Regions from separate parts of the Homo sapiens genome. Here region 2 is linked to region 1. A link is an interaction called in ENCODE POLR2A ChIA-PET data of the cell type or tissue named here. Cell type or tissue: PC-9. All regions are shown on one strand. Each heading gives the region's core, and the rest is flanking DNA. Links, peaks and the distances in the headings are about the cores only. Region 1 holds the start of WWC2 (WW and C2 domain containing 2). Region 2 holds the start of WWC2-AS1 (WWC2 antisense RNA 1).

The links. ChIA-PET counts read pairs that join two places held together with the same protein. Peaks named below come from ENCODE experiments on the same cell type or tissue, not always from the same donor. Only the 100,000 strongest peaks of a DNase experiment are listed, where the experiment ranks them.
Region 2: POLR2A ChIA-PET joins it to region 1 with 33 read pairs; 8 of 35 experiments call an interaction of 5 or more read pairs at or near these places.

What each region holds. Positions count from the first base shown.
Region 1 is chr4:183,089,287-183,105,231 of GRCh38, forward strand. WWC2 (WW and C2 domain containing 2) reads left to right here and starts at 9,971. Exons shown (of 23, transcript NM_024949.6): 1 at 9,971-10,336. The coding sequence starts at 10,206. It overlaps WWC2-AS2 (WWC2 antisense RNA 2), which reads right to left and starts at 9,913. Exons shown (of 1, transcript NR_024008.1): 1 at 7,735-9,913. LOC105377578 (a long non-coding RNA gene) reads right to left here and starts at 3,114. Exons shown (of 3, transcript XR_001741938.2): 1 at 2,898-3,114. RefSeq lists silencers at 5,370-5,664, 8,730-9,024 and enhancers at 7,090-7,384, 8,730-9,024. In PC-9, for the core only: no CTCF peak of the experiment used is centred there; a DNase peak (open chromatin) is centred at 5,195.
Region 2 is chr4:183,229,567-183,245,511 of GRCh38, forward strand. WWC2 (WW and C2 domain containing 2) reads left to right here. Exons shown (of 23, transcript NM_024949.6): 5 at 10,617-10,696; 6 at 15,850-15,945. It overlaps WWC2-AS1 (WWC2 antisense RNA 1), which reads right to left and starts at 11,068. Exons shown (of 2, transcript NR_126473.1): 1 at 10,958-11,068; 2 at 4,062-4,354. In PC-9, for the core only: no CTCF peak of the experiment used is centred there; no DNase peak of the experiment used is centred there; H3K27ac peaks cover 165 bases.

The DNA.
Region 1 (15,945 bases), core at 3,986-6,485:
TGTCCCCATAGAGGAGTGTACCTTGTACCTGTGTGGGGTGTCAGAGCCCCAGAAGATGAGGAGATCATGTATATGAGAGGACAGGGGGGCCCGGTATGGGTGCTAAGAGAGGGTGCCTGTGCAAGCGGGTGGCCTGTACGAGGTATGGGAGCCTACTGAGGGGGTTGGCCAGGTGTGAGGTGTGGAGGCCTGAAGGTACAAGAAGGGCATCTCCTTGGGGAGGGGGCAGTGGCAGCCTCAGGAGATTGGCTATGTTCAGGGTGTTGACTAAATACATAAGTATTTTAAATTTAAGGAGAGTCAGGTTTCTCACTGTTGTAGAAGAGAGTTCTGAATATGGAAGGGAAACTGTATTACTTTGTTTAAATGCTGCTGATAAAGACATACCCAAGACTGAGCAATTTACTAAAGGAAGAGGCTTATTGAACTTACAATTCCACCTGGCTGGGGAGGCCTCACAATCATGGCATAAGGTGAAAGGCACATCTCACATGGTGGCAGACAAAGGAAGAGAGCTTGTGCAGGGAAACTCTTGTTTTTAAAGCCATCAGATCTTGTGAGACTCATTCACTATCACAAGAACAGTACAGGGAAGACCTGCCCCCATAATTCAATCACCTCCCACCAGGTTCCTTCCATGACACGTGGGAATTGTGGGAATTACAATTTAAGATGAGATTTGGATGGGGACACAGCCAAACCACATCATAAAGCTAGAATGAATGCCAAGATGTTGGATTTGAATGGAAGGAATTTGGTGAACTTGTGGTTTTCAATAGGTAGATAGATACTATGTACCTAGACAGTGTCTAAACTCCGTCTACTAAGAGGGTGACACTCCAATAGCAATGAGTTCTCCTGGAAGCCCAGATCTAACTACCTTTTCCCACTAAAGGGAACTGGGGCCCTTGGAGAGATGACCTACTCCAGCTCTGGAATAGGGAAATCATAAGACGGCCAGAACATCTTCTCATGTCAGAAGACAAGGAAGTGCTCAAAGAATGTGGGAGCCATGTTAAAGGACATAGGAGCCAGCTTGTGGCCAAAGGAGTTCCCACTGGCCAAATCTAAGACCATTTGAGCATGATTAAACAGTGATAGTGTAGTTTTCAGGAGCTGGGGAGAGAGAGGAATGCAGTTAGTATTGATAGGTATAGAGTTTCAGTTGCAGAAGATGAAAAAGTTCTGGAAATGGATGATGATGATCATTGTACAACAGTGTGAATGTACTTAATGCCCCTGAATTGTACACTTAAAAATGGTTTAAAAAATAATTTTGTTATGCACATGTTATGAGAATTTTTTAAATGATGGCAATAGAGTATAACATACTAAATAAAAGAATAATCCATGAGTCCTGCTGTGGACTGAATTGTGTGCCACCCCCCTGCAATTTATATGTTGAAGCCATAACCTCCCAGTGTGGTGGTATTTGGAATAAGAAAGTAATTAAGGGTGAATGAGCTCATAACGGTGGGGCCCTGATCTAATAGGATTAGTATCCTTATAAGAGAAGACACCAGAGAGCTTTCTTTTTCTTTGTGTCATGTGAAGACACAATGAGAAGGCGGCTGTCTAAAAGCCAGGGAATGAGCCCTCACAGGAACTAAATCTGCCAGCACCTCAATCTTGGGCTTCCCAGTCTCCAGAACTTCAAGAACATAAATTTCTGCTTTTTAGGCCACCCAGTCAACAGTATTTTGTTATGTCAGTCCAAGCTAAGACAAGCCCCTAATGATTTTTTTGTTTTGAGACAGAGTCTCACTCTGTTGCCCAGGCTGGAGTGCAGTGGCGTGATCTCAGCTCACTGCAACCTCCACCTGCCGGGTTCAAGCAATTCTCCTCCTTCAGCCTCCCGAGTGGCTGGGATTATGGGCATGCACCACCACATCCTGCTAATTTTTGTATTTTGAGTAGAGGTGGGGTTTCTCCATGTTGGCCAGTCTGGCCTCGAACTCCTGACCTCAAGTGATCCACCAACCTCAGCTTCCCAAAGTGCTGGGATTACAGGCATAAGCCACCACACCCAGTGCCCCAATGATTAAAAAAAATAGTAATAATGGCAGGAAGGGATAGGAAAGGTCTCCCCACATAAAGATGCTGGCTCAAAAATGTAGAAGAAATCCTGCCGTTTTGGAGCTATCAATGTAATAATTAATTCAAGCATGGATCTTCAATGGATGTCAAATCCAATGAATGAAAGATTTGATGAGGAAGAGGATATCCATAGTTTTACCGTACCATCCCCACAGACAGTTAGTTATTAATTGCAGAGGGAAAAGACGCCTTTAAAATGGTGTCAGATACACCTGTCAGGTACCACTTAATGATCAAATTTAGTATCACCAATGATGAGACAAAACTGACATTACGTACTTTTCAATGTGATGGAGGGAGAAGTATACAACCTCCCCATAAAGTTTTCTTAACAAAAATGCGAACCTGAATCTAATGAGGAAATACTCTAAAACCAAATTGTGGGATATTGGCCTAGATTCTATGTCGTTGTCATGAAATATTTTTTTTTAAGGAGGTGAATGATCAAGATTAAAGGAGACTGAAGAGATATGACAACCAAGCTTAATGTGATGAACTTGCCCAGATCCTGTTTTACACAAACAGACAAAAAATAGTTACAGGGGGTGTCTTGAGGCAATGGAGGAGATTTTAATATGAGCTCTATATTAGTCTGTTGTCATACTGCTATAAAGAATATATAGCCTGGGTAATTTATAAAGCAAACAGGTTTAATCGGCTCATGGTTCTGCAGGCTGTATAGGAAGCATGGCTGGGGAGGCCTCAGGAAACTTATTGATTATGGAAAAAGGTGAAGGGGAGGCAGGCATGTCTTACGTGGCCAGAACAGAAGAGAGGGAGAAGGGAGGGGTGCCACACACCTTTACACGACCAGATCTCATGACGACAGCTCACTCACTATCACCAGAACAGTACTCAGAGGAAACGCGCCCCCATGATCCAGTCACCTCCTGCCAGGCCCCAGCTCCTGGAAATTACAATTCAACATCAGATATGGGCGGGGACACAAATCCAAACCATAATCAGCTGTATACTAGATAATATTTGCTGTATCAATTTTAATTTCTTAGGTTTGATAATATTGTAGTTATAGGCCGGGCACGGTGGCTCACGCTTGTAATCCTAGCACTTTCGGAGGCTGAGGTGGGTGGATCACCTGAGGTCAGGAGTTTGAGACCAGCCTGGCCATTATGGTGAAACCCCGTTATCTACTAAAAATACAAAAATTAGCTGGGCATAGTGGCAGGCGCCTGTAATTCCAGCTACTCAGGAAGCTGAGGCAGGAGAATCGCTTGAACCCGGGAGGCAGAGGTTGCAGTGAGCCAAGATCATGCCATTGCACTCCAGCCTGGGTAACAGAGTGAGACTCCATCTAAAAAAAAAAATTATGGTTATATAGGAGAATGGCCTTATTTTCAGTATTGAAGTATTTAGAAGTCAGGTGTCATGATGTCTATAATTTATTTTCAAATTGTTGAGCAAAAAAACCTACATCTCCATAGAGAGAAATAAAAGCAATGTGGTGAAATGGCAATCTCTCCTGGTGAATCTGGAACACAGATACATAGGTACTCATTTTATTATTGTTTCAAAGTTTCAACAATTTTCACATTTTTCAAATGAAAAAGAGTCTAACTCTCTGGGATGTGTCTCAAGAAATACATAGGTCAGATTTCTTACTTATTTTTTATTTTATTTTATTTATTTATTTATTTTTGAGACGGAATCTCGCTCTGTTGCCCAGGCTGGAGTGCAGTGCACGATCTCGGCTCACTGCAAGCTCTGCCTCCTGGGTTCACACCATTCTCCTGCCTCAGCCTCTGGAGTAGCTGGGACTACATGAGCCTGCCACCACGCCTGGCTAATTTTTGTATTTTTAGTAAACATGAGGTTTCACCCTCTTGCCCAGGCTGGACTTGAACTCGTGAGCTCAAGTGATCCTCCCACCTTGGCCTTCCAAAGTGCTGGGATTACAGGCATGAGACACCATGCCCGGCCCAATCCTGTCTTTTAAAGAAGGTATTTTCCAGACTATAAAGTTGGAACAGAAAAAAAGGATGCAAATTAAAGATGGTCAAAGGAAAACAGAATCTCATATTATTTCATTACATAAGAAATAATGTAAGCCGGATGCGGTGGCTCATGCTGTTATCCCAGCACTTTGGGAGGCTGAGACAGGAGGATTGCTTGAGGCAAGAAGTTCGAGACCAGCCTGGGCAACATAGTGAGATCCCCATCTCTATTTTTTATATAATTAAAAAAAATAAAAGAAAAAAAGTACATGAATTATTCACCCTAAAGCCCTACCCTACAGAGAATACAAGAGGTGCCCTCTGAGACCCTCATATGTATAAAAACGTGGTATTTGAGCTTCTGCTTCTTTTTGCTAATGAGACAGATACTTTAAATGTTCACTTCTTTTTTTTTTTTTCTAGCAACCACAAAATTTGCCCAATGTCGGTCTCCTACCTGCAGTAAATAAGGTAAAACAGAATCTGTTTGATGTTCCTTATTATTAAATGGGAATGACTTTTTGCCTAAGGTGTTGGTGTAATCATTAACTGCAAGGGAAGTGGTTATGGTAATTGAGGATTCTGGTTTGACCCAGCTGTGGGAATTTTTTTTTCTTTTTTTCTTTTTTGTTCTTTTTTTTTTTTTTTTGAGACAGGGTCTCGCTGTGTTGCCCAGACCGGAGTGCAGTGGTGCAATCTTGGCTCACTGCAACATCCACCTCCCAGGCTCAAGCAATTCTCCTGCCTCAGCCTCTCGAATAGCTGGGATTACAGGCATGCGCCACCACACCTGGCTAATTTTTGTATTTTTAGTAGAGATGGGGTTTCACTATGTTGGCCAGGCTAGTCTCGAATTCCTGACCTCAAATGATCTACCCGCCTCAGCCTCCTGAAGTGCTGGGATTACAGGAGTGAGCCACCACGCTTGGCCAGCAGTGGGAATTTTTAAAGATCACATGCCTTTCTTCTTAAGGACTGTCTAGACAATAAAATTTAGAATTGCGGCTTGGGGTTACCTAATCACAATAATTAGAGATATTTGTTTTAACCAGTTCAGTTGCCAAGAAAAAAAATGCCACTAGTTTGATTAAGAAACAAAGCACATTCTTTTATTTAGAATTTGAAAAGTGTATAATCCCTGATCTCCTTGAAGAAACAAGGGATATTAAAATATTGAAAACCAGTTCATCTTGTCCTACACAGAGCTGACTCACTAGCATAGTGAAGACGGTTCATACACTAACAACTAATTCTTACACACATAACTGAAAATGTAGACCACATTGTACAAAGAAATAAAATTATATCAAATTGTGGAAGGCCAAAAATAGGATTATAGATGGCTTACTTAATTCTATTTGACTTGCACTGATGTTTCCCTCCCAAGGTTCACTCCTGCATACTCAGTTCTCTACAGACTTTTAGATGATAGACATTCAGCCATATATTTGCAGTCCTGACCTTTGCTTCGAGCTTTAGTCCTGACCTTTAACTTTCTGCTGGGTATCTCTAATTTCTAAAGTCAACTGCATCTCAGATCCCCCTTTGGACTTCCTCATTTTTTCCAGCCCTTTGACAGTCTAAAATCTTGGATTCACCTCAGATTCCTCCTTCTAGCTTATTTGCCTCTCTCTTCTTAATCTAATCAGTTGCAAATTCTTGCCAAACCATTTCTTTTCATCCTTCATTGCCTTATTTCTGATCCAGACCTTATCTGTCTCATACCTGTACTATCACAACAGCCTCCTAACTGGATGCCTCCAGCCAGTCTTGGGCTCTTTCGTGCTAGCTTCATCTTTGAACTTTGCACACCCGTTTCTTTCCTCAAACATGCCCCGCCACGCCTGTCCATTTTAAACTCATGTCTATGCTCATCTCTCCCCATCCTTTTTCTTTAATGATTATTTACCTCATGATACTTCTCTGATGGATCTCCCTGACAGCACTAATCCTCTATAAGAATTTCCTTCCTTTACTATCTGTGTTCTTCCTTTGACAGGAAGGAAGTGTACAGGAGGCTGTGTTCTTTACATTTTATGATTGGCCCCATCTCCAGAACTGACTAGATTGTAACGCCACTGAACTTAGCCAGCCAAGTGTCTTTTTGCACCTTGCTTTTTTTCACTTAACATATACTGGAGATCTCTCCTTACCAGCACATATATGTTTATCTAATGCTTTTAAAATGCTTGCTAACTATGGATAATTCATAATTTATTTAATTAGTCCCTTACCGATGGCTACTGGTGGTTTTTCTGGCTTTGTTATTATCAAACATGCTTCAGTGAATATCCTTGTATATCTTGAGCAACTTTAATGTCACAGGAAAATAATTGTACTGGGATTGCTGGATTAAAGGGGTGTGTGTGTGTGTGTGTGTGTGTGTGTGTGTGTTTACATATAAACATTTTTTTTAAGAGGTAGGGTCTCCTTATGTTGCCCAGGCTGGAATGCAGTGGCTATTCAAAGGCACGGTTATAGTGCCTTGAACTCCTAGCCTCAAGTGATCTTCTTGCCTCAGCCTCCTGAGCAGCTGGGACTATAGGTGTGCTTGATATATTTTATTTTTATTTTATTTTTTTTAGATGGAGTATTGCTCTGTTGCCCAGGCTGGAGTGCAGTGGCAGGATCTCGGCCCACTGCAACCTCCGCCTCCCAGGTTCAAGCGATTCTCCTGCCTCAGCCTCCCGAGTAGCTGGGATTACAGCTGCCTGCCACCACACCTGACTAATTTTTGTATTTTTTAGCACAGACGGGGTTTTGCCATGTTGGCCGGGCTGGTCTCGAACCCCTGACCTCAGGTGATCCGCCCACCTCAGCCTCCCAAAGTGCTGAGATTACAGGCGTGAACCACCACGCCCGGCCCACCTGATATCTTTTAAATTTGTACATAATAGAATTATCTTTTAAAATAATTTTCACTGTCTACTCCCATTTTTGATATTACCAATTTTCCTGCCACTCAAGATTAGGACATTGACAGTGGGAGCTTTGTTTATGGTGGCTTATCCCCACGGATTTAGCGCTGGAGAGAAAACGTAAAGCTAGGAGAAAAGAACATTTTGAAAGCCACAGAATAGGCTCTTCAGCGGCTAGAACACGGTTCCAGGCTAGGGCAATATGGCGTCCTGTACACCGGATTGCATCATCTTTCTTTGCCAAGGATCATCTGGAGCTCAAATCAAATCTAAATGTGTCCACCTCTAAAATGGGGATAATCTTCATGTTTCTTTTCCTTTTACAGATATAAATGCAATTTCATTGTCTTGACCGTTAGGAATTCTCTGAAGGTCTGTTACTACGTAAATTGTGTGAACTCCGAACAGCAGAGTTCAAACTTGATCAGAACAAAAAAGGCTAGAGAGTGGCAACTCTCCTTTCCGTCATTTTAATGGCTTTTGTATGACCAAATGTTTCCTTGCCAGTCAGTGGGGAAGAAGCAGCGAGCTTGTCTCTTAATTGCTTTAGAGTTCTGTTTGTCTATTTAGCGTTTCTTTTTGAAGTCTGAAGATTTATGGAACAATAAACGTCATTTAATGCTGCGTGCTATTTTGGATTCCTCACTGGTTTTAGAATTTGGGTAAAACTACTTAGCTGAAAGTTTAACAAATTTGAAATTACAAGTATTGTAGAATAGTTCATCTCAGTGACATAAAATTACGGCAGCAGCAAAGTGTGTTACTTTGGTTTTTTTTTTTTAATAGTAAGATGTAGACATTTTAGTATAACAAATGTTTTCAAGTTGTTTGGGAAATAAATAAGCTAGGAAGCAAGGTTTAAATAAGAATGGTTTGGTTTGGTGCTGAATGATGTTGTTAGTACACCGCAATTCAAGTGTTGGCTATGCATTTGGGCCAATTTAGGGAAGTCCAAAACAACGCACATTCGCTCAGTAGTGTGAGAGATTAATTGTAGGCAGGTCCCATCTTTTTTACAGTATTCAAACGTTCAACCTTAAGACCCCACCAGGGCGTCTCATTCCACCGGGAACTAGAGAAGCTTGACTTGTGTGATCACCTCCTGATGAATGGACTGGGGCGGAACACAGATCCGGAGGTGGGGGCTTCTCTTCACCAAGCGCAAAGCCTACCTTCCAGAAGGCTGGCTGCACAAGCGGCCGCCCTAAATGCGGTCAAAGCGGGCAAATTCGCCGTGGGTGCCTTCCTTCCCTACCTCCGGCCCACTCTGGTTGCTCCTTCCCAGGTGCTCCAAGCTCTCCAGAGTTTCTGGTGGTTTAAAGTTTCCGCTTCACGCCCAGACTGCTCTAAGGGCAAACACGACCCCTTTCCTCTTCTAGGACCCCTTCCGTGAAGTCTGTTCCAACCCTGAGCCTCTCCACCTTCGAGATTGGCCGCAGATGCCCCGACGGGATGGCCTGGGGAGCCGAAAGCTGTCCCCAGCCCCGGACAGCTACTGCCCACGCCGCGCAGGCCAGCCTCACACAGTAGCGAATCTCCTTCACGCGACTTCCTCGCAGGCCTGTGAACCCGCAGGGGAGGCGGAGGTCGGTTCAAACCCTGCGAGAGCCCCTGCCCAGCGCGGAGTCCTGCACACGGTGGAAAGTCCTTACGCATTAGCGGGCAGGATTAAACGACTTCACACCACGAGGTGCAAGACTGGGCTTCGGGGCCTTCCTCGGTGTTGCTATTTTAAAAGAAGCTGCTCAGTAACCCAGAAGAAGATGACGGGGGACGGTGGTGTAGACCCGGCTGGAGAGGAGTCCAGGGCCTGGGAGGCGCCCCCTCTGACTGAGGGGCTGGGGACCCTGAAGCTTGGCGTCCAGGCCCCGCCAGCGCTGCACCCGGCATTGTCCCGCCTGGGGCAGGCGTCCGGTCCCTCGGCAGTGCGGGCCAGCACGTACGTAGTAGCTGCTGAATAAATAAATGCCTATGCAACAGGGAACGTCCCGGCCCACCCCGGCCGGGCCAGGGCCTAGGAAGGGCGGGCGTCCGGCGCCGCCGTGGGTCCCTCCGGCGTGGCCGCCCACACCTCCTGGCCACGGCGGGGCTGCGGTGGGGGGACATCCTGGGGCGGGCGGCTGGACGGAAGGGACTAGAGTCGGGGCGCGTCCACGGCCAACCGCCCCGAACCAAGCAGGGGAGGCCAGGGACCAGGAGCTTCCGGGGCCCCGCGGCTGGAGCGCCCGGACGCGAAGGGGCGGCGGGTGACGGGGCGCGGTGCGGGCGGCTACAGGGCCGGACGGGAGTTCCTCCGCTTTCCGCCGCGCGGCTCGCGGTCTCAGCCGAGGTCATCGAGGGCCAGGAGCCCTGGCGGAGGCCCCGCCGTCCCGGACCCACCGACGCACTCCCAGGGCTTGGCGCTTTCCCACCACCCCGGACCGCCCTTGGGGTGCCGGAGGGGCTCGGGGCGCGGCGTGGGGAGCCTTTGTGCCCTCTCCGCTTGTTGAGGTTTTTTCTCCGGAGGAGAGCTCCCCGCCCGCCACCCCTTTCCTCTCGAAAGTTTTGTGGTTTCCCTAGAAGACGAAAGAGGTTGAGAAGGTTGCGGAGACTTTTGCAATCTTCCCCGTCCAGAAACTCTAAAACCTCTCGGCGTTTGGCCCAGGGGAGCTATCTGGGGTCAAGGGGAGGGAGCTGGCCGCACATTCCTTCGCCCGCCTTCCTCCCACCTGGAGCCGCGGCCCCGCGGGGCAGTGCGTCCGAGCTGGTGCGGCGACGCCGGCAGCGGCGGGGTTAAGCTCAGGAATGCGGCGCGAGGAATGCGCATGCAGATGAGGCGGGCGGGCGCATGCTAATCGCATGCAAATGAGGGGCCCGCCGCTGCCGCGGCAGCGCCGCAGCTTCCCGGATCCGAGCCCAGACGGCGGCGGCTCCGGCAGCCTGGGCGCCGCGACCCTCGGCGGCCAGAGGGGGACGGGGCGGAGGAGGAGGAAGAGGCGGAGGCAGCGGCGGCGAGGGGGAGGAGGGTTCGCTCGCCGGCTCCGACGCAGACATGGTGGACTGATCCGCAGCGGGGCCGCGAACAGCGTTTCCTGAGGCACCTCCCGCGCGTGGTTCCGCCGCGCCCCGCGCCCTGCGCCCCTCAGCCCCTCGCCGGCGCCCGCGTCGCGGGTTGGCAGCCTAGCCCGGCAGCCGCGTTCCCGCCGCGTCCCGCGCCCGGTACCTATGGAGGCGCCGCTCGCCGGCGAGGCCGCCGACCATGCCTAGGAGGGCCGGGAGCGGTCAGCTGCCGCTGCCCCGGGGCTGGGAGGAGGCCAGGGACTACGACGGCAAGGTCTTCTACATTGACCACAACACCAGGAGGACCAGCTGGATCGACCCCCGGGACAGGTGGGCGCCGGCCGCGGGGGCGCGGGCCCGTTCGGACACGGCGGCTGTTGTCCCGGAGACCCGGCCGCGCGGGGGGCTGGGGCGGCGCCGGCCCGCGGTGCCCCGAGGGGTCCCGGGAGGGATGTGGGGCTGGCTGCTCCGGCGGGGCCGAGGAGCCGCCCGTACCCGGGCTCCTCCGCCCACCGGCTTCCCGACGCCCCTCCGGGGACCCGGCCCCGAGGCAAGGCTGGAGTCGCTGCCCCGGGCCGACGCCGCGCGCCAGGCTAACGGACCCGAGGGGCCACCTGAGCCCTGTTAGGAACTTCCCTAGGCTTCGAGGTGCCCACGTGGAGGCTGCAGGACACCTTCGGCCTCTGGGCGGCGGGGGTGGGCTAGGGCCTCACTGCCAGTTGGGGAACGAGCCCTCCGGGCCACCTGTGGCATCCCTCAGGCCGTCCTTGGCGCGGGAGCCTGGGCTGCGAGCTCTTGGCGGGGGCGCCCAGACTGGCCGGAGGTCCCGAGCTGGGAAGGGGCTCCCGCCCCCCGCCGGGCCCTGCTAGTGGGTGTGACTGACTTTGCCCCTCAGAGTTTAAAAACGCGCGTTTGGGGGTTTCGCTGTCTGTCGTTAGTCTTCACCTGAAAACTTGAACCGACTCCCAGATCGGGAACAGGCATATTGTGTTTGGAAGGGAGATGTAGTGAAATTAACGTTGGGTATTGAGGCACTCTGATTTGAGCTTAGCCTGGTTTCTTTGTTTTTTGTTTTTTAAATTGGTTCAGGAACTGAAGGTTCACAAATGTTTCTGTGTCCCATATTTTTTTTACCCTTAAAATTTCTTAGAATTATTGTAAGAATAATAGGAGGTATTCCTAATTATAAATTTGTAAATTATCCATTAAGGAGATATTCCTAATTGTAAATTTAAATAACGTGCCACCAGGGATAACTTCGACATTTGGACTTTTGTCATTTCTGAAAATTATAACTTTATTGAATGTGGCCCTTTGGGCTTTATATACTTTTTAGGTGCTTCTCCTATTTAACATTTTCCCTTTTCTCAATTTGAAGCTGAAATACCTAACTACTTTATAATCTCAGTTACTTTTGCCCTAAAAATGTTGTTTTTGAAAGCTACTAAAAGGCAATTACAAGAAAGTTATAAATAACATTATAAATTTATGGAACAATCCTTGTTCAATTATCCGTGAAGCTACGGGCCTAGGTTTCCCTCCTGAAATGAGAAAAGGCACCTGTGCTGAGGTTCGGTCTTGCCGCAGCCTGGCTGCCTGTTGCTGGCCTGATGAAAATTGTGACAGGCATCACACCTTCCCAGTGTCTCCAGACGTGCTAGTTGTTGTCATAAACTTCACGCTCCAAGCCAGTTATTTGACTTATGCTATTGCACTTTGAAACTACTTAACAGATAGTAAATGTCAGTGCTGATGGTGTGCACCCAACTGCGGCTTTTAAGGCACCTGTATAAATATTTGACTTTTACAGTTGTGTGGTAATTCTTTCTGCTTTCTGATACTTGGAGTTTCAGGTAATTGAAATAACAATAAATTCTTGAAATATTTAGGCATTCTAGGTTCTCTTCTTCGGTTTACATGCTTTACTATATTATCTCAGTTGTGTTTACCGGAAAGGATTACAAGAATATGTAATGTCTGGGTAAAGTAAATAGAAAGTGGAGTGAAATTATATGACTTGGCTATCCATATCACTACTTTTTTCACAAGTCAAGCATGTCCTTTATTTTAAACTCTTAATGGATTAGTAATTATTATGAACTATTTTCAGGAAACTGGATAAACAATTCATTGGATAGGGACAAATAGTTTTGACTAAGATAGCTTTTTATTTTTCCAATTTTCCTTGCAGCTGTTAGGTCTTAAATATTCAGAGACATAAATTTGACGACTTACAAATATTTCTGGATCTCAGAGTTTTAAAAGATACTCTGTTGAGATCAGAGTCACCATTATATACTCAGTTTAAATTTGATTATATTTTCTTTTAGGGCAATTAAGTGACTAAATCTTACTAAATAGAGTAAGAGCTGATGGGAACGTATATTTGGAGTAACTATTAACTCCTGTCAGTTTTGTTACACACTTACCAAACATATGGAAAGAGAGATGTTACACAGGCCAATAGGAGTGTGTGGATTCTTCTGCAGGATCAACTTACAAATTCTGAAAGAAAAACAACTTGATATACTATGGGTCTGCAGTACTTTTGAACTGTTTAAGCCATTTAATTAGAATGGTCACGATGATTTACCTTGCATATTTTTTATGTTATTCTGTTAAGGAAAAGAATTTTGTGTTTTTGATAGTCTATCAGAATTTGTTGAATATTTCTGATTATACAGATAATTATGCCGATTTAGTAGGGGAGGCTAGGGCATTTTATAAGAACATAATTTCATTCAACAGGTAGTCATGCCAGAATGCTGAAGCATTATTCTAAAATGCTTTTAAGCTTTTGGAGGTGAATGACGTCATTCAAACTTTGCTGGGATGTGATCAAAGCTTTTATTGCTCCACTTCTTACTTTTATTGACTAAGTTTACGTGAGTTTCTGAATCCCTCTAAACCTCCATTTTTCAGCTCTAAAATGAGGATAATATCATCTTCTTCATAGGGGTGTTTGTGGGCTCACCATTAGGGCCCAGCCTAATTGTATTAGTGTAGTGTTGACATTCCAGTTTAGGAACTGAGTGACCCTGGAAATAGTAGAAATACTAGCATGGACAGTATTTACTCAGTGTGTATTGTGTGCTAGGCACTCTGCTAAGCTCTTTAACTGTGATCTCATTTCATTCTCCCGTTGGTCCTGTGAGGTAGGTACTACTGTCATCTTCCAGTTACAGATGAGGAAATTGAGTCACAGAGAAGTAGCCCTTGTTAAGTGTGGAGCTAGGATTTAAAGCCAGACAGCTTGACTCTACAGCATGTGTCCTTAATCATTCCTTTAAATTGTCTCGACGCTTGCGCATGTTCAGGGGTCTTTGGGTGGAGTGCACAGAGGGGCAGAACCTTTTTGCCCAGTGTTTATTTTTCAGGCTGAGTGACTAGGCTAATCCTGGGGAAATCTCCCTGTTTGTGATTAATTCCTTGTCCCCCTACCCTGCCTGCATGGGCCCACTCCCCGAGTGTTATTTTGTAGGTTTACCCCCTCTTCTTTTGCTCACCATGGACCCTTTTGAACATACCAGTTGGTGTTTATGGTAGGCCATAGGTCTTGGCCAAATGGCCTGGTGCTTTTTTTTTTTTTTTTTTAATTACATTCAACAAAGGAGAAAAAGGTGGGATGGATTGGCTTCATTGCCTTTTGGAGGAGTAGGGAGCTTAAGTGGGCAGGCCTCAGAGATAGGGTGGGTTGGCTTTACCAACTCCCAGTAGAATTTTGCTCATTTTCTATCCTTGGATTGAATGTTACCCAGAGATACAATGACTTTGTCTAGTTGAACTGAAAGATTTCACACCATGCAAAGTGACTTTCCATTAAAACCCACTGATAGACACTAATCTGTGGCTTATGGCAAGGGTCAGATGTTGAGCAACCTGTACCTTCTAACTGAATAAAAATAATCTTGGGGGGTGGGGAGGGTGAAAAGGGAGGAAGGGGGTGCCAGCTGGGTATATCATTGATGTCACAGTTAACTTTTGGCTCTCCACACCCGTTTGAGGCATATGACTAGGATCAGAGGAACTCTGTATTGTCTTTTTTTTTTTTTTTTTTTGAGACGGTGTTTTCGTTCTGTTGCCCAAGTTGGAGAGCAATGACGTGATCTCGGCTTACTGCGGCTCCCGGGTTCAAGCGATTCTCCTGTCTCAGCCTCCCGAGTAGCTGGGATTCCAGGCGCCTGCCACCACGCCCGGCTAATTTTTTGTATTTTTAGTAGAAATGGGGTTTCACCATGTTGGCCAGGCTGGTCTCGAACTCCTGACCTCAGGTGATCTGTCTGCCTCGGCCTCCCAAAGTGCTGGGATTACAGGCATGAACCACCGCACCTGGACTTGTGTTTCTCTTTTTTTTTTTTTTTTTTGAGACGGAGTCTTGCTGTGTCGCCAGACTGGAGTGCAGTGGTGCCATCTCGCCTCACTGCAACCTCCGCCGCCTGGGTTCAAGTGATTCTCATGCCTCAGCCTCATGAGTAGCTGGGATTACAGGCACCACCATACCCAGATAATTTTTTTGTATTTTTGGTAGAGATGGGGTTTCACCATGTTGGCCAGGATGATCTCCATCTCCTGACCTTGTGATGCGCCCACCTTGGCCTCCCAAAGTGCTGGGATTACAGGCATGAGCCACCACGCCCGGCCTGGCCTTGTCTTTCTTTCAAAGTCTAAGTAATTTCTTTTTTTTTGAGACAGAGTCTCACATTGTCGCCCAGGCTAGAGTGCAATGGCGCGATGTTGGCTCACTGCAGCCTCCACCTCCTGGGTTCAAGTGATTCTCCTGCCTCAGCCTCCCGAGTAGCTGGGATTACAGGCACCTGCCACCACGCCCAGCTAATTTTTCGTAGTTTTTTTTAGTAGAGGTGGCGTTTCATCATGTTGGCCAGGCTGGCAAATTAAGTAATTTCTATGAACCCACTGCTAGACTGTAAACTCCTGGAGTCCCCGATTGCTTATTACTGCTTTTTGAATCCTTTATACATGGTATGTTAAATAAATGTTGGTTAATTTAGTTAATGAAGACAGTTTGTTAAATTAATGAAAGAATATTAATTGAGCTACTCTCTTATTTCCAGATTCTTACTGTTGGGCTTTCAAAAAATAAACCCATAGCCACCAACAGAGACAACTGACTTTCCAGTTATATTTAAAATAATAAGAGAATTGAGCTGCTACATTTTGAGTAATAGTATAAATATGAGAATTACTTATAAGAGCAAAGAAAACAAAATGAACCTTGATAGTCTTAATCACAACTGCCATTGTCATAGACTGCTGGAATTGTTCCTCTCCAGCAGGCCCTGAGTCTGGGTGCCAAGTGGTTACTGTGAATTATTTGAGTGATTATAGTATTTGAAGTGTGGAGAGGTTGTTAAAAGAGGATTAAAAAAATCACTCTAGGAAGCACTAATTTAAAGTATGCTGTCTTCCAAAAATTCCAAAAGAAATATTCTTTTTAACACAGTTTGGTATAATGCTTGCTGGAGTGAACAGTACTATAGTTGCTTAGTATATTGGAGGGTCTAAGAGTTCTCCAGTGACATTAATAGTCCATAGCTTGCAGTGTAATTTTGTTGGAAGACTCAGGACAATAATTGCTTTTTAAATAAAATAAATATTTTATTTATTTATTTTTTGAGACAGAGTTGGCTCTGTCGCCCAGGCGGGAGTGCAGTGACACAATCTCGTCTTACTACAACCTGTGCCTCCTGAGTTCAAGTGATTCTCCTGCCTCAGCTTCCTGAGTAGCTGGGATTACAGGTGCACGCCACCCTGTACCCGGCTAATTTTTGTATTTTTAGTAGAGATGCGGTATCACCATGTTGGCCAGGCTGGTCTCAAACTCCTGACCTCAAGTTACCTGCCCGCCTTAGCCTACCAAAGTGCTGGCATACTATTATCTTTAAATATGTTATTTGTTTTGAGCTGCAAATCCCTAAGCT
Region 2 (15,945 bases), core at 8,016-10,515, 140 kb after region 1:
CATGTGGAGAGCATATACTCATACATCATTAGATGAGAAGGGCATGTCACCTCTGTGGTATTCTTTTCCAGCATCCATCATCTCAATCTAATTATGAGAGAGTATCAGGCAAACCCAAATAGGAGTACACTTTATAAAACATCTGACTAGTGCTCTTCATAAATGAATAGGTCATTAAAGACAAGAAAGTGAGGAACTGTCACAGACTGGGGGCAACTAAGGAGACTTAACTGCTGAATAAAGTGGTTTCCTGGTGGGTTTTTGTTGTTATTGTTTTGAGACAGAGTCTCGCTCTTTCGCCAAGGCTGGAGTGCAGCGGCTCAATCCGGCTCACTTTAACCTCCACCTCCTGGGCTCAAGCAATCCTCCCACCTCAGCTTCCTGAGAAGCTGAGACTACAGGTGCACTCCATCACAACCTGGTAAATTTTGTATTTTTTGTAGAGCTGGGGTTTTGCCGCATTGCCTAAGCTAATCTCAAACCCCTGGGCTCAGGCAATCTTCCTTCCTCGGCCTCTCAAATTAAATTGGGATTAGAAGCGTGAGCCACCACACCCAGCCTCCTATTGTTTTTTTAAGAGTGGCAGGGTCTCGCTACGGTACCTAGGCTGGACCTGAATAAAAAAGGACGTTAGTGAAAAATCTGGGGAAATTCAAAAAAGTCTGTAGTTTAGTTAATAGTATAGAATGAATGTTGGAGAAAAACTTAAAGCTTTAAATGCTTGTACTAGAAAAGAAGAAAGTCTTAATGAGCAATGTAGTCAACCTAAGAACAGAATAAGCCAAAGCCAGTAGAAGAAGATAAATAAAATTAAAAGCAAAAATTATCAGCTGAGCACAGTGGCTCACACCTGTAATCCCAGCACTTTGGGAGGCCAAAGTAGATGGATCACTTGAGGTCAGGAGTTCGAGACCGGCCTGACCAATATGGTGAAACCCCATCTCTACTAAAAATACAAAAGTCAGTCAGGCGCAGTGGCGCACGCCTGTAATCCCAGCTATTCGGGAGGCTGAGGCAGGAGAATCGCTTGAACCTGGGAGGCAGAGGTTGCAGTGAGCCGAGATTGTGTCATTGCACCCAGCCTGGGCAACTGCCAAGAGCAAAACTCTGTCTAAAAAAAAAAAAGTAATAGAAAACATGGCTATAATAGAAAGGATCAACAAAAGCAAATTTTGGTTTTTTAAAAGAGTAATAAAATTGACATATCTCTCAGCATTGACTCAAAAGTAAGAAGAGAAAATGAGCAAATAAAAAAGTACAGGAAATGAACACATGCTTAAGAAATAAAGAGACATGAGAAAATTTATACTATTACATTTGAATTTTGAAGTGAAATGACTAAATTCGTATTGAAATATTATTAACCAAAACTGATTCGAGATGATAGAAAAAATCTGAATGGCTCTATTACCATGAGTGAAATTCCAGAGAAACCCTCAAGATTAGCCTAGCACAACTTTGACATCAAATTGTGACAAGATTGTATGAACAAAATATAAGCCAACCATATTCATAAGCAAAGAAGCAAAATTCCAAAACAAAACATTGTAAACTAAATACAGCAACATTTTAAAATTATATATAATAGCTAAGGTGGGCTTATCCTAGGAATATACAATTTAGGATTTGAAAATTATTCACTGTACTAACAGAGTGAAGGGAAATTATTATTCCAACAGATACAGTGAAAGCTTTTTTTTTTTTTTTTTTTTTTTTTTTTTGAGACAGAGCCTCACTCTGTCACCCAGGCTGGAATGCAGTGGCGCGATCTCAGCTCATCACAACCTCCGCCTCCTGTGTTCAGGCGATTCTTGTGCCTCAGCCTCCTGAGTAGCTGGGATTACAGGCGGGTACCACCACACTCAGCTAATTTTTGTATTTTTAGTAGAGACAGTGTTTCACCATGTTGGCCAGGCTGATCTTGAACTCCCGACCTCAAGTGATCCACCTGCCTTGGCCTCCTAAAGTGCTGGGATTACAGGCGTGAGTCACCATGCCCGTCCCAGAGAAAGCATTTTGATAAATTCAGCTTTTATTCATGTTTTTAAAAATTGATTCAACGAGGAATGAGTGCTACAGAATAGGACATAGGGAATGAAGGAGAGCAGGTTGCAGGATTTTTGTTACTGTTTTGGTTTTTTGTTTAAGAGACAGCATTGTTGTCCAGCTTGGACTCAAACTTCTGGGCTCAAGTGATCATCCTGCCTCAGCCTCCCGAGTAGCTGGGACTACAGGTACACACCACCACACCCAGTTTGGTTGCAGTTCTGAATAGGTGTTCAGAAGAAGTCTCATTGAGAAGGCAAAATTTGAGCAAAGACTGGACAGCAGTGATGAAGAAATCAGTCAGGTGGGGGAGAATCAGCGTACATACAGGTTTTGACACAGGAGAAGGTGTGGGATCTTCCAGAAACAATTTGAAGTCAAATGTGGCCTCAATAGAGAAAGGAAGAGAGTTAATCCAGGTGATGGAATGAAGACAAAAGAGCGTGTCGGCCTGACACACCACTGGAAAGGTTGTGGATGCGCATCTGAAATGGGAAGCCATTTGACCATATGTTTATTATTTGTGTTTAATGTTTGCTAATTTAATTGGTATGTAATGACATAATGCTTTTGTCTTTATTAGTAGATGATTTTTAAATGATGTTTTACCATGTGTATTTCCATTTGCTAGTTTATTTTTTTAATTTAACAGCTTTATTAAGAAACCATACAATTCACCCATTTAAAATGTACATTTTAATGGATTTTAATACATTCATAGTTACATGCCCATTATTGCAATCTAACTGTAGGACATTTTTGCCCTGCCCCCAGAGGGAACCTTGTGCCCATTAGCAGTTCTCCCCATTCCCCACACCTCCCTCCTCCATCCTCTGAGCCCTGAACAACCACTGTTTCCTGTCTTTCCCGATGTGCCTGTTACAGACATTTCATATAAATGGCATCGTATACTGTGTGATCATTTGTGACTGGCTTCTTTCACTTGGCATGTGTTTTCAAGGTTCGTTCATGTTGTGGCATGTATTAGAACTTCATCCCCTGTACTGCCAAATAATATTCCATTATATGAATAAAGTTTTATTTTATTTTTTTGAGACAGAGTTTCTCTCAGTCGCCCAGGCTGGAGTGCAATGGTGCGATCTTGGCTCACTGCAACCTCTGCCTCCCGGGTTCAAGTGATTCTCCTGTCTCAGCCTCCCGAGTAGCTGGGATTACAGGCGCATGCCACCACACCCAGCTAATTTTTGTATTTTTAGTAAAGACAGGGTTTTGCTATGTTGGTCAGGCTGGTCTCGAACTCCTGACCTCAAGCAATCCATCCACCTTGGCCTCTCAAAGTGCTGGGATTGTAGGCGTGATCCATTGCGTCCAGCCGTATTTTATTTATCCAGTCATCAGTTGGCAGATAATTGTTTTTTTGCCACTTTTTGGCTATTATGGATAATGCTGCTGTGAACTTACATGTACAAGTGTTTGTGTGGACATAGGTTTCTATTTCTCTTGGGTATATGCCTTGAAGTAGAATTGTTGGCTCATGTGGTAATTTACTGTGTATTTTTTTTTTCTTTTTAAACCTTTTTTTTTTTTTTTTTTTTTTTTTTGAGAGAAGTCTTGCTCTTGTCCCCTAGGTTTGAGTGCAATGGCTTGATCTCGGCTCACTGCAAACTCTGCCTCCTGGGTTCAAACGATTGTCCTGCCTCTGCCTCCCAAATAGCTGGGATTAAGGCACCTGCCACCACACCCGGCTAATTTTTGTATTTTTTAGTAGAGACAGGGTTTCACCATGTTGGCCAGGCTGGTCTCGAACTCCTGAACTCAGGTGATCCACCCACCTCCGCCTCCCAAAGTGCTGGGATTATAGGTGTGAGCCACTCGCCCAGCCTTACTGGTTTAATTATTTGTGGAGATCTAGCATTGACCTTCCATATATTAATATTTATCTGTTATTTGTATCTTGAGATAGTATTTTCATAAATGTTTTATGTAATTTTTCTCATTGGCTTTTGTTTTATTTCCTTTTTATTATTGTTAAACAAAAGATTTAAAAAAAATAATTGTGTTTAGCCATCTCGTTTCTGATGGCCAATTCCATTTATTAGCCATCATACACGGTTCTAGCAGCATCTGGGATTCTGCTTTCCTCTGTGCTTTATGAAAGTTAAACAATGTTTTATTCTGAATTCTTTGACTATCTATCTGGAGTTGACTTCTTGTTTTCTTTAAAGGTGGCTTCAGAGATGAAGTAGGTGTTGAGGATTTTCAGTAAGGTGGAAGTGGTAGTCAGGAGAGGGATTTCCAGAAGGAGCAAGTTGACAGTTGCCCTTTATTGGCTTGCTTAAGGAGCTCCCTGCAAGACAGTGGAGAAAATGGTGAAAAGGGAAGGCAGTCATTAGTAAAATACCATTTTGCTCGTTAGAACTTTAATGTTGCAAGATTCACTTTTAGGGCAAACTTTTGAAACCTGTCTGTCTTGTGATCTTTCTAAGGTCTACAGGTTTCCAGAGTTTACTTTTCCTTCATTGTCATCTTCTTTCCCCTTCTTTTAAAATAAAACCTATGACACTAGGATTATAAGAAGTGGTAAGAAGCTCTGGATTTTCAGTCCTACTTACCACGTTTAATCACAGTATCTTCCTGGTTTTCTGAAATAACTGAAATCAATGTAAAATATCAGTTGCTTTAGCGTAGTTAGTGTAGACAGTGGGAAATGTGCAGAAATTGTGGGCTCTTGCTTCCAATTTAGCACTCTGGGTTGTGAGATTTGGCTCCACAGAAATAAAATTAGGTGGTTAGCTACAGCTGTAGTTAAGTTCAGTGATGTGAGAGAAAACACACACACTGGGGATTGTGGGCCTTTCATGTCTTCATTTCCAGTGGGATACAGGAATAATGAAGTTTCTAAGGCAGAATAAGGGTCACAGATTTTATTTAGGTCATTTTGCTACAATTCTAATTTGTCTTTCTTTTTACATGTATTATCATGCCATTAATAACAAAACTTTTTAAATTGTATTTTTAGAAGTTCTCCTGGGTTCTAGATAGACTGTGATAGCAGGGTAACCTTTAGCAGGTTACTTACCTTTCCTCTTTAGGTCCCGGGTTCTTTACCAATAAAATGAGAATGAAAACTGTATCTAGTAGTGTAGTTTGAGGATTGAAAATGGGTATTTGTATTTAGCACAGTGCCTGGAATACGTTAAAAGCACTTATGAACTTAGCTCTCATTATTGCTTCCTAGTAGAGTCTACATTGTGCTAAGCTTCTAGGTCAGCATTAGCTTAATCTTCTAGTTGGGATCTAAGGACATTAGTTTTTACATTCTGTGTCCTACATTTGAGGCTGGGTTAGAGAACAGAAGAGTGAAAACAGTGATCCTCCAGTAGCTAGAATGATGCCAAGTGGTTCCAAAGAAGAAAGGTTGTTGAACTACTAATTAACACCATACCGATAAAACCAAAACAACTAGAAATAATGTCTGCTTGGAAATATTCATTTCACTTATGGGAGCAAACTTTTTGATAGTTCATAAAATGCCATCTTGGTATTTGGGAGCTAAGAATCATTCAGGTTGTCCATTAAGAAGACTCCCCAGTATAAAACCAGTAGCGTATAGCCAACTTTAGGTAAACTAAATAATGTGGGGGACAAAGAAAGCACAGGTTAGCTTCCTATGTGATTGTCACCCAACATAGAATAAAATTTCACTCATATCACCTAAACAGAGGAGAGTCCAACTTTGTCAAGTCAATTTTAGATTTTTTTTGAATTTCCATTTCTTTTGTAATAACACTTAACATGAGATCTGCCCTCTTAACAGAATTTTTAAGTGTATAATATATTCAACTATAAAAACAATGTTGCACAGCAGAGTTCTAGACTAATTTTCATGTTGCATAACTGAAACTTTATTTCCTGTAGCAACTCTCCTTCTGTACACCTCAGCACCTGGCAACCACCATTTTGCTTCTATGAGCCTATTTTAGATACTTTATATAAGTGGAATCATACAGTATTTGTCCCTCTGTGACCATCTTGTTTCACTTGGCACAATGTCCTCAAGGTTCATTCATATTGTCACATATTGCAGCCTTTCCTTCTTTTAAAGGCTGCATAATATTCCATTGTATATACACACTATGTTGTTTTAATCCATGCATCTGTCAATGGACATTTAGAGTATTTCTATATCTTGGCTATTGTGAATCATGCTACAGTGAACATGGGAGCACTAATATCTCTTCAAGATAAAGAATGTCTTAAACAATTTTTAAAAAAATTTAAATTGACCTATCATCATAATCCAAATGATTTTTTGTGTAATATTTATCTCATGTAATCCAAGTGATTTTAAGACTTCTATTTTATGTCAGTAAGATATAGTATTGTTTTAATTCATTATTTCTAAATGGGTTCAATATCATCCTTGTTTTAATCAACTGTTTTCACTTGATTTTTGTATATGAGAGAGATAGGGGTCTAGATTCATTCTTCTGCATATGGATATTTAGTTTTCCCAGCACCATTTATTGAAGGGACTGTCCTTTCCCCAGTATATGTTCTTGGCACCATTGTCAAAAATGAGTTCACTGTATATTTATGGATTTGTTTGCTGGTTTTCTATGTCAATGTGTCTGTCTTTATGCCAGTTGTGTGCTGTTTTGGTTACTATACCTCTGTTGTATAATTTTGAAAAAGGAAAAACTTCAGACGAATTAAATTTAAAGGAGTTTAATTGAGCAATGAAAGATTCGTGAATCGGGCGGCCCCCAGAATCACGGCAGACTCACAGAGACTCCAGGGGTGCCTTGTGGTCAGAACAAATTTATAGACAGAAAACGTACAGTGATATACAGGAATTGGAAGTGAGGTACAGAAACAGCGAGATTGGTTACAGCTTGGTGTTTGCCTTATTTGAACACAGTTGGAACATTCAGCGGTCTATGAGTGGTTGAAGTATGGCCACTGGGATTGGCCAACACTCAGTTATTGTTACAGGTGTATACTATTAAGTTAGGTTTTCAGTTTTGTCTGACTATTAAGCTAGGTTACAGTTCATCCACAAGGTCTCAATTATAGAAGTATGAAGTCCTTCTTAGGCCATATTTAGTTTGCTTTAACAATTTGAAGTCAGGTAATGTGATTCAGTTTTGCTATTTTTGCTCAGGATATTCTGGGTCTTTTTTGGTTCTGTATAAATCTTAGGATTGTTTTTTCTGTATCTGTGAAAGGATTTTGATAGGGATTGCATTGAATCTGTAGATTACTTGGGGTAGTATGGACATTTTAATAATATTGATTCTTCCAATCCATGAACATGGTCTATCTTACCTTTTTTTGTGTGTCCTCTTCAACTTCTTTAATCAATGTTTTATAGCAGGGTTGTTCAATCTTTTGGCTTCCCTGGGCCACATTTAAAGAAGAATTGTCTTGGACCACACATAAAATACACTAGTACTAACAACAGCTGGTAAGCTAAAAAAAAGAAAAAAAGCAAAAATCCTCATAATGTTTTAAGAAAGTTTACGAATTTGTGTTGGGCTGCATTCAAAGCCATCGTGAGTTGGGCAAGCTTGTTTTATAGTTTTCATTGTAGAAATCTTTCACTTCTTTAGTTAAGTTAATTCCTAGGTATTTTATTTTATTTGTAGCTGTTGTAACAAACTATTTTCAATGGTAAAGACAGGTTTCAGCTCAGATATTTGAGTGCTATCAATTTTAGGACTGATTTTTTTTTTTTTTCAAAAGATAAAAGTGTTGCTGTCTTTTTGGCAAAAAGCACTTGAAAATGCTGTTCTAAATAGAAATACATGTAGAATGAGCTACTGATTGCTGTGGCTCTTTTGATATGATAATAGTTTAATATTAAAACTGAAATGTTTTTGTGATATACTGCGAATGAGCTCATTGCTCTTAATTCATATTACACCACCTTTAAAATCCTGTTCAGGTAGCCTTCTCCAGGAGTTCCACCCTCATCCCCAAGCCATAAGTAATCCTTTCCTCCTTTGAGTTCCAGTAGCACTCTTTATACCTCTCTTTGTATTTATAAACTGGGCCTTGAAACATAATTATTTGTATTTCTTTTCCCTAATAAAATACGAGTACCTAAGCACAAACTGATAAACATTCAGGTTAAACTCAACGGATATGTTATTGAATATCTGCTTTGTCCAAAGCACTGTGCCTAAAGCTATGCAAACATGAGTATTACACCGCTCTTGTCTTTGTCACGTTGTTCCTCATAGTGCCTGGTCTCCCTCTTGACATTTTTCTCTTGTATTCGAGGATGCCCTTTTTTTTTCCTCTTACATCTCTTGCCACTACTTCACAGTGTATTTTGTCTCTGTCTCTAGTAGACATGTGAATAATGAATATGCCCAACGCTTGCTCTCGAACACTCTTCTCTTTTCAATACACACCCACTTTAGGTAATCTTGTTTATTCTCGTGCACCTAAAATAATATCTTTATGCCAGTGACTCTCAATTATCTATCTCTAGTCCAGACACTTCTGAACATCAAGTCCACATATTCTAGTTGCCATTGAAGTCTCCTGGGCATCACGGAAATGAATGTCTTAAAGAAAACTCTTCCTCTTTTCTTCCACATTTGGTCCTGTTCTCCAGGAAAGCACCTTCGTCCACCCTGCTGGCAAGCCAAAATCCTGATGTGATCTTGGTCACATGCTTTCCCACACCCTCCACGTTGAGTCCATCACCAAGTCCTGTTGATTCTGCCTCTGAAGTATCTTCCTCCTCTGGCTCTTGCCCACATGCCAGCCCACAGTGCTGGCATAATGGACCCTCGTGGCACTTCTGCTCAGTCCCCACAGCGTTGTCACAGTGACTATTTAAAATCATAAAGCAGGTCTTGCTTTAATCTCCTTGATTCTCGTTGTTCTTAGAGTAAGATTTAGAAATTCTCAACGTGGCATCTGTGTATCAGTCCTTTTCCAGTTCCATCTTTTGACACCCCCACCCTCTGTAATCCAGCCACAGTGGCATTCTTTAAATTCCAGAGGTTTGCTGAATACCCCCTCACCCCGCTGTCCCTTTAGGGTTTTGCACAAGCTCTTCCTGTTGAGGACCCCTTCTACCAAGTGAGCCCCACTAACCCTCTCAATTGAAACACTGTTTCCTCAGACAGGCTCCACCCAAGCCCTCAGACTAAATTAGGATCTGTTCTCTTGGCATATCTAGGTATCCTGAACTTAGAGCACCTTTGGTAATTACTAAGATTTCTTTTGTTGGCTGATTATTTGCTCAATATCTGGCTGCTCCATGGTCTGTAAGATCCCTGAGGGCAGGGATCATGTCTGTTTTGTTCACACTCAGGCCTAGCACCAGACACATAGTAGAGAGTCAATACCTATTTGTGGAATGAGTAAAATAAATCAACATAAAAGTTCAAAAGCACTCTAAAATATTGCGCAACAGAATGTGTTTAAAACTTAAGGCTCTGGCTGGGCATGGTGGCTCACGCCTGTAATCCCAGCACTTTGGGAGGCCGAAGCGGGTGGATCGCTTGAGCCCTGGAGTTCGAGACCAGCCTGGGCAACATGGTCAAACCCCATCTCTACTAAAAACACAAAAACTAGCCAGGCGTGGTGGCGGGCGCCTGTAATCCCAGCTACTCTGGATGCTGAGGCATGAGAATCGCTTGAACCCGGGAGGCGGAGTTGCAGTGAGCCGAGATTGCACCACCGCACTCCAGCCTGGTCGACAGAGCAAGACTCTGTCTCAAAAAAAAAACAAACAAACAACAGAAAAAAACTTAAGGCTCTAACTTAATATATGGAAGTAAGTTTCTAACCCTTGTGAGAAGACCTTTATTAGTTTGTGACTAAACCAGGCGTGTGCTGCTTTTCTGATCTGTCCAATTTTAGAATTGTTATTACCAAAGTATATATTTGACAACAGGAAAAATATATTTTATCAGTTTGACAACAAATATTTATTGATCATCTGCTGTTTGCTTGGCATGGTTGTAGATGCTTGGGATACAGCTGGTGGGTTGCAGCTTACTTTCCCACGGAGGACAGACAGTGTACACGGAGAATTTCAGCTCCTGAAAAATACTCTGGTCTAAATAAAACAGAGCCGTGGCAGGGGCAGGGGGGCTAGAGAAGTCCTATTTGAAAAGATAACATTTCAGCTAGCATTGGAGGGACAGGGAGTCAACTGCGGGAGATCTGGGGAGAGCTTTCCAGGCAGAAGGAACTGCCAGGACATCTGAGGAACGGAGGGGTGGGCAGTGGCCCTTGGCACAGTGAATGAAGGAAAAACACACACTTTTATAGAGATGCCATGACTTGGAGTTCTTATTCTGCCCATTTTGGTTGGAGACAATGATGATGTCCAGCTCATAAGAATGTTGCTAAGTAAGGTAATGAAGGTAAATAGTAGTAATAATACACATCACTGATAGTTTTAAACATCATTAATATGCCTTCCACAGAATTTATGTGAAGGAGAAACTGATAAAGTAAATGTTACTTTAACTCATGGCTTTGTTTATGTGTTTGTTTACTAATTTATTATCTTTTAAAACTGTAGACTGTGTTGCTAATTATCTGCAAACATTAATGTTTATGTTGATTTCTCTTTAAAGGTTAAAAAGCTAAAGAGAGAGCTCTCACAGATGAAGCAGGAACTGCTCTATAAAGAACAAGGCTTTGAAACATTGCAGCAGTGAGTATGAAAAGACTGAATCAACTTTAGAATAAGCTCCCTAACTAGTATGAATACAAAGAAAATAGAAGTACAGATTACATAAGCGATTTCTTAAAGAAACGTAAAGTAAAAAAGTTCAGAGCTCTACACCAAAAGAAAATAAAGCAATCAACCAACAGATAAAAAAACTTGGGAAAGATCTATGCACTTGAAAAGATCCAAAGTTTTTATTAATCATTGGAGATCCAAAGAAACCAAAGTGAAAAGCCTTTGTCTTACCTTTATCTCCTGGACCCTTGCTGGCCTCCTCTGAGATTGTGGTACAGAGCTAAGAGACTAGGCACAAGAAATTCCTCTCCACATTCGGCTGGGCTGGCTGTACTTGACCCCTGTGTGAGCCTGCAGCTGCCCTGGGCCCTTGGGTGGAGGCGTGTCTGTCTCTCTCTCTCTCTCTGCCAGCCCCAGGGATGACCTAGAGTCTAACCCTGACAGATGGCAGGGGAGCAAGAGCAAGTTAGGATTATTAGCAAAGGAGCGGGAGTGCGCTCCTCACTTCCTGGTTCCTCTACCTTTCCCGTTTGCTACTGAAGTTGGCTGGGCCGTTAGCAGAGCCCTAAGCTGGGCCAGGTAAAGTGGAAATGGAGGTGACAGAGGGTCACAGGATGAGGATATCCCTTCCGCATTCCCGGCCCCTGAAAGCCACTGTTCTCCCTGCTGCTGAGGCCCAGCCTATCCAAACCGTGACAGGCACACCTGAGACTTTCTAATCCTGCAGTCTCCACTCCACAGGGCCTCTCATGGGAGAGAAGCAGTCCATGGTTTTCACAGCCACATGACCACGGAGAGGAGTTAAAACTTCCCTCCTGCTTGGTGCCTCCAAGTGCGGTGCAGTATTTTTAGGGATGTCCCTGGTCAGTTTTGTGTTCAGGCAGGTTTCGTGTTCTTCCCGGCATCTCCCGTGGTAGCACCTCAGGAATGCCAAGCTGGTCTCAGGCGCCACCTCTGTGGAAAGTACCCAGCTGTGTTCCTTTTCCCTGTGGAATCTTACTTTACCTTCTGCTCTTATTTGGGATGCTCCAAGCAGCAAGCCCCTTTAAAGATCCTGTGTGTCACTGGCCAGATAAACAAACTGGTTGTTCTTGTTTGGGTGATTAGTCATATCTTGGGATACGCAGGCACTGCTCTTGACCACCAGTCAGACGCATGACTTTAATTTCACACGTGCTGTTATCATCCAGACTCCTTTTTTCCTGCTTACCGCATAGAATCATGACCCTGATACTCCTTCAGATGCTCCCATCCTAGTGGTTCTCAAACCTGACTGCATATTAGAATAATCTGGAGAGTGCTTAGAAAAATAATGTTTCTAGTCTCTATGCCAGGTATATTTTATGAGATCCCAAGTGCTTCTCAAGTCCAGCCCTGTTGTAAGAACCTCAGCTGGTTGCAGAGCTCCCCGATAAACCAGGCAGAACTAGAATGACATAAATGCATTATTTAGTAATTGTTTATCAGCATAAAGCAGGGCTTCGTGGTGGGGGTGGGGAGAGAAAACAGAGTTTGAAGAGTGCCGTAACGTGTTTAGCCATATGTTCCACATTTTTAAGGCACATGAAATTATAACTCGCGTCACCATTTGGGATTAAAGGTTAGCCAAACTTGCTGTCTTTGTTATATTGATGTAACAATGCTGTATTGTTTCAAAGCAGTTTGCTTGCAAGCAATTTTTATAGGAATCTAAGGCATGTTTAAGAATCTGTCAATAACATTCCACAAGAAAACAATAGACATTTGTTGTAGAAATTCAGGCATTCTCTTGGAATGATTCTAATCCCTTGAACCGAGAGCAGAAAGATATGATATCTAACATCAGAGACCTCTCCTGTTTATCTTAACTATAGACAAAATAAAGCTGTTCTTATTCAAATGTTAACCACCATACTACTAAAACACTGAATGATCAACAATCAAACCCAGCAGCCAGACTTTTTAAGAAACCACATTCTTGATACTATAAAGGGACTTATATTTGTGGCATGACAGAAAATATATTTCAGGAAAAGATTTAAATAGAATCTGATTGTAGGCTTTGTAACTTTTATTTACAATAGAATGGAATATATTTGTTGAATCTGGAATTATAATGTAATTTAAACTTGAGCTTTCATTTTACTTGGTACAATAGTTTTATACTGGGTAGACAAATGTGGCATTGTTCTCTACGTTATTCATTTCAGTTTGTGGTCCCAAATTTGACTTCGGCCTAAGCAGCAGTGTAGTATATGTGTAAATGGATACCAGGAAGATGCCTGTTTCCATTTGCTGCCTCCAGTGTGCATTCAGAATTGGAAAACAGGCTAGTGATGAAACAGCAAGTCACAGGCATATACAGATTCTGTGAAAATTTGGTTCTCAAGGTATACACTTTCCAGAGAAGGAATGCAAGTGAACATATTTTATCTTTCAAAAGAGACTAATATATTGAGTGAAAATTAGTTATAGGGCACACTCAAGTCAAGAACTTCCAAAAGAAATTTTAAGAAAAAAAACAGCTTTTCTCATATTAAGAACAAAAAGCATGATACTTTAAGTCAGCAAATGATGCTCATACTTCGGTTTATTTTATGACAAGTTAGGGTCAAAAGAGAAAAGGTGGGAAATGAAAAGTGGAGGAGAAAAACAAGAAACAGTGAAATAAAGGAAAAAGGCAGCACTTAAAGTAGAGAAGTTCAAAGGAGGCAAAAGAAAAAGAGCAGAAACGTTCCATGGTGAAAGCTGAGCTGTGTTCTTCACATTTAGCATTCTGTTGAGCAGTGGATAGCCAAGAAATTTTCATGTATTCAAAGCTCTCTGAAATTTAAATTAGCAGTCTTGAACCAGTCCTGCTTTTATTTTTTAAACGTTAAGGTTTTTTTCTGAAAACAGCTTACCTGCTTTTATTTTCAAATGATAAAGTTTATGTTCATTTCTGAATCAAAGATTTGTTTTATCATTAAATTCTGAAGACTTTACACAAACAGGAAGAAATTACTTGAGTTTTAGAAATTCACTTTGACACAATTTCAGATATCCCTATTACTACCTATTTTATGAAACCCCACATTTTAGTTTTTATTTTTAGTTAAAAAGTGCTACATTTGAAAATGCCAAAATGCTATATTTGGAAATATCATTTGTTTTATTTAGTAAGCCATTTCCTCAGCCAAGTTGGTGGATATAATACTTCAGGGAGTCAGAAATTCCATTGATAAATCTCTTCCCAAATAAGTAGAATTAGCTGATATTCAAAGTACTTCACTAGTCCCATCAGATATTCTAAATGTGGTAGTCATAAGAGCCCCAGTTCTGAATCTGTCATTTTAGGATAGTTCCCCTACTAGCTAAGTGTCTGTGCAATTTGGGGTATAAATTTGCATTAAGTTTCTCCCTTGCCTTCTTCATTTGGAAGAAATGTGACTAGGGGATCTTTAGGGGCCCTCCCCATTCTAAACACTGTGTGTGTGTGTGTGTGTGTGTGTGTGTGTGTGTGTGTGTGTGTGTGTGTGTGCATGTGTTTAATCTGTGACTTGATTGGTTGTACTTTATTATCAGATGATCTTATGATCAAGTTTATTTTATTTTCTTAGGTTCTTGAAGTCTTTAATTGCTTGTTCAGCAGCATAAGATAGTTACTAAAACAGTGCTTGGGGAAATACATTATCTATAAACCGCTCTTGTTTGAGTGGACTTTGTTTGGAAGAGTGATTAAGATGGCATTGCTTTATTTTTTTTCAGATTATACCTTTCACATTGAAAATAAGTATTAATTATTAAATGTTTTAAACCAAACGAGCTCAGAGCCTGTTTTCCCCGATTCAGTAGGTACTATTTCTCTGGAGACTCTGGATAAAACCAAAAATATGTCTAAGAACGTGTATAGAGTTGTTGGGTGGGGCAGAGGCATAGCCATATGTCCCACAAGGAGAACTCGTGCAGTATTCATAATGAATCCCAGATAGCACAGGCAGCTGGGGAGGACCAGGAGAGTGATCATGAAGAGTACATGAAACTATTTTTTTAAAAGAATTAGGTAATTCGATTAGGCCCTTCGAACACAAAGAATTAGGTTACGTGAAATCCTCTAGCCTAAGGTGACGATGTAAACTGCAAGGACACTTGGTAAGCAGCTCTGCAGGGATAATAAATTAGCTCATTGAAGAGCTGTTTATTCAATATGAGTTGAGAAATGACTACTGCCCTTCTGCCGTTTTCCTAAGTTTGAACTCATCCAGCAAGTCAAGCAATTTTATCTTGACTCATAACTTTCATAAAAGCAGAATAAATATTATATATATATATATAGAGAGAGAGAGAGAAATAAAAACTAACCACACAATCCAAACATTGTAGGATACTCACTAGTATAAATAATAATTTACTTATTAACCATTTATTAAAGGCCTCCCAAGCTGCAGGCCCTGTGCCAGGTTTTGCACAGACATTACAGCAAAACATTATGTAAATCAGGTGGCAGTTTACTTGCCTCTGTGTTCTTCAGCTAAAGCATTTGCCCACGTCTTTTACCTTTCTTGGGTGAAGATCAGGATCAGCACTTGATAAGGTTTGGGTTCAGCCAGCAGTGGGATCATTCAAACAGATTGAAGGCAAAAAGACATGCGTTTGTTTGAGCCCAAAAGTGATTAGAAATGGACTGGGTTTGAAGTGAGGGATGGGAGAAATCTTAGCCGCCTGTGATTAAAAGAGAAAGGAGGGGCTGAGACGTGCGGATCACGAGGTCAGGAGTTCAAGCCTGGCCAACATGGTGAAACCCCGTCTTTACCAAAAATACAAAAATTAGCCGGGCATCGTGGCGGGTGCCTGTAATCCCAGCTACTTGGGAGGCTGAGGCAGGAGAATTACTTGAACCCAGGAGGCGTAGTTTGCAGTGAGCTGAGATCACGCCACTGCACTCCAGCCTGGGCGACAGAACAAGACTCCATCTAAAAAAAAAAAAAAAAAAAAAAAAGAGAGAGAAAGGAGGAGAAACTGCCTGAAAAGATGATTGCTGGTATATGACAGTCAGCAGTGAAATAATCATCCAACTGAGACAATTCCAAACCACTTCCTACTCTCTGTTTAACTTATATGCTATCATTCTTTGATATTTTTTCTTTCTTTTTCTCTTTTCACAGAATTGATAAAAAAATGTCTGGAGGCCAGAGCGGGTATGAACTCAGTGAAGCCAAAGCCATTCTAACAGAACTAAAATCTATCAGAAAGGCAATTAG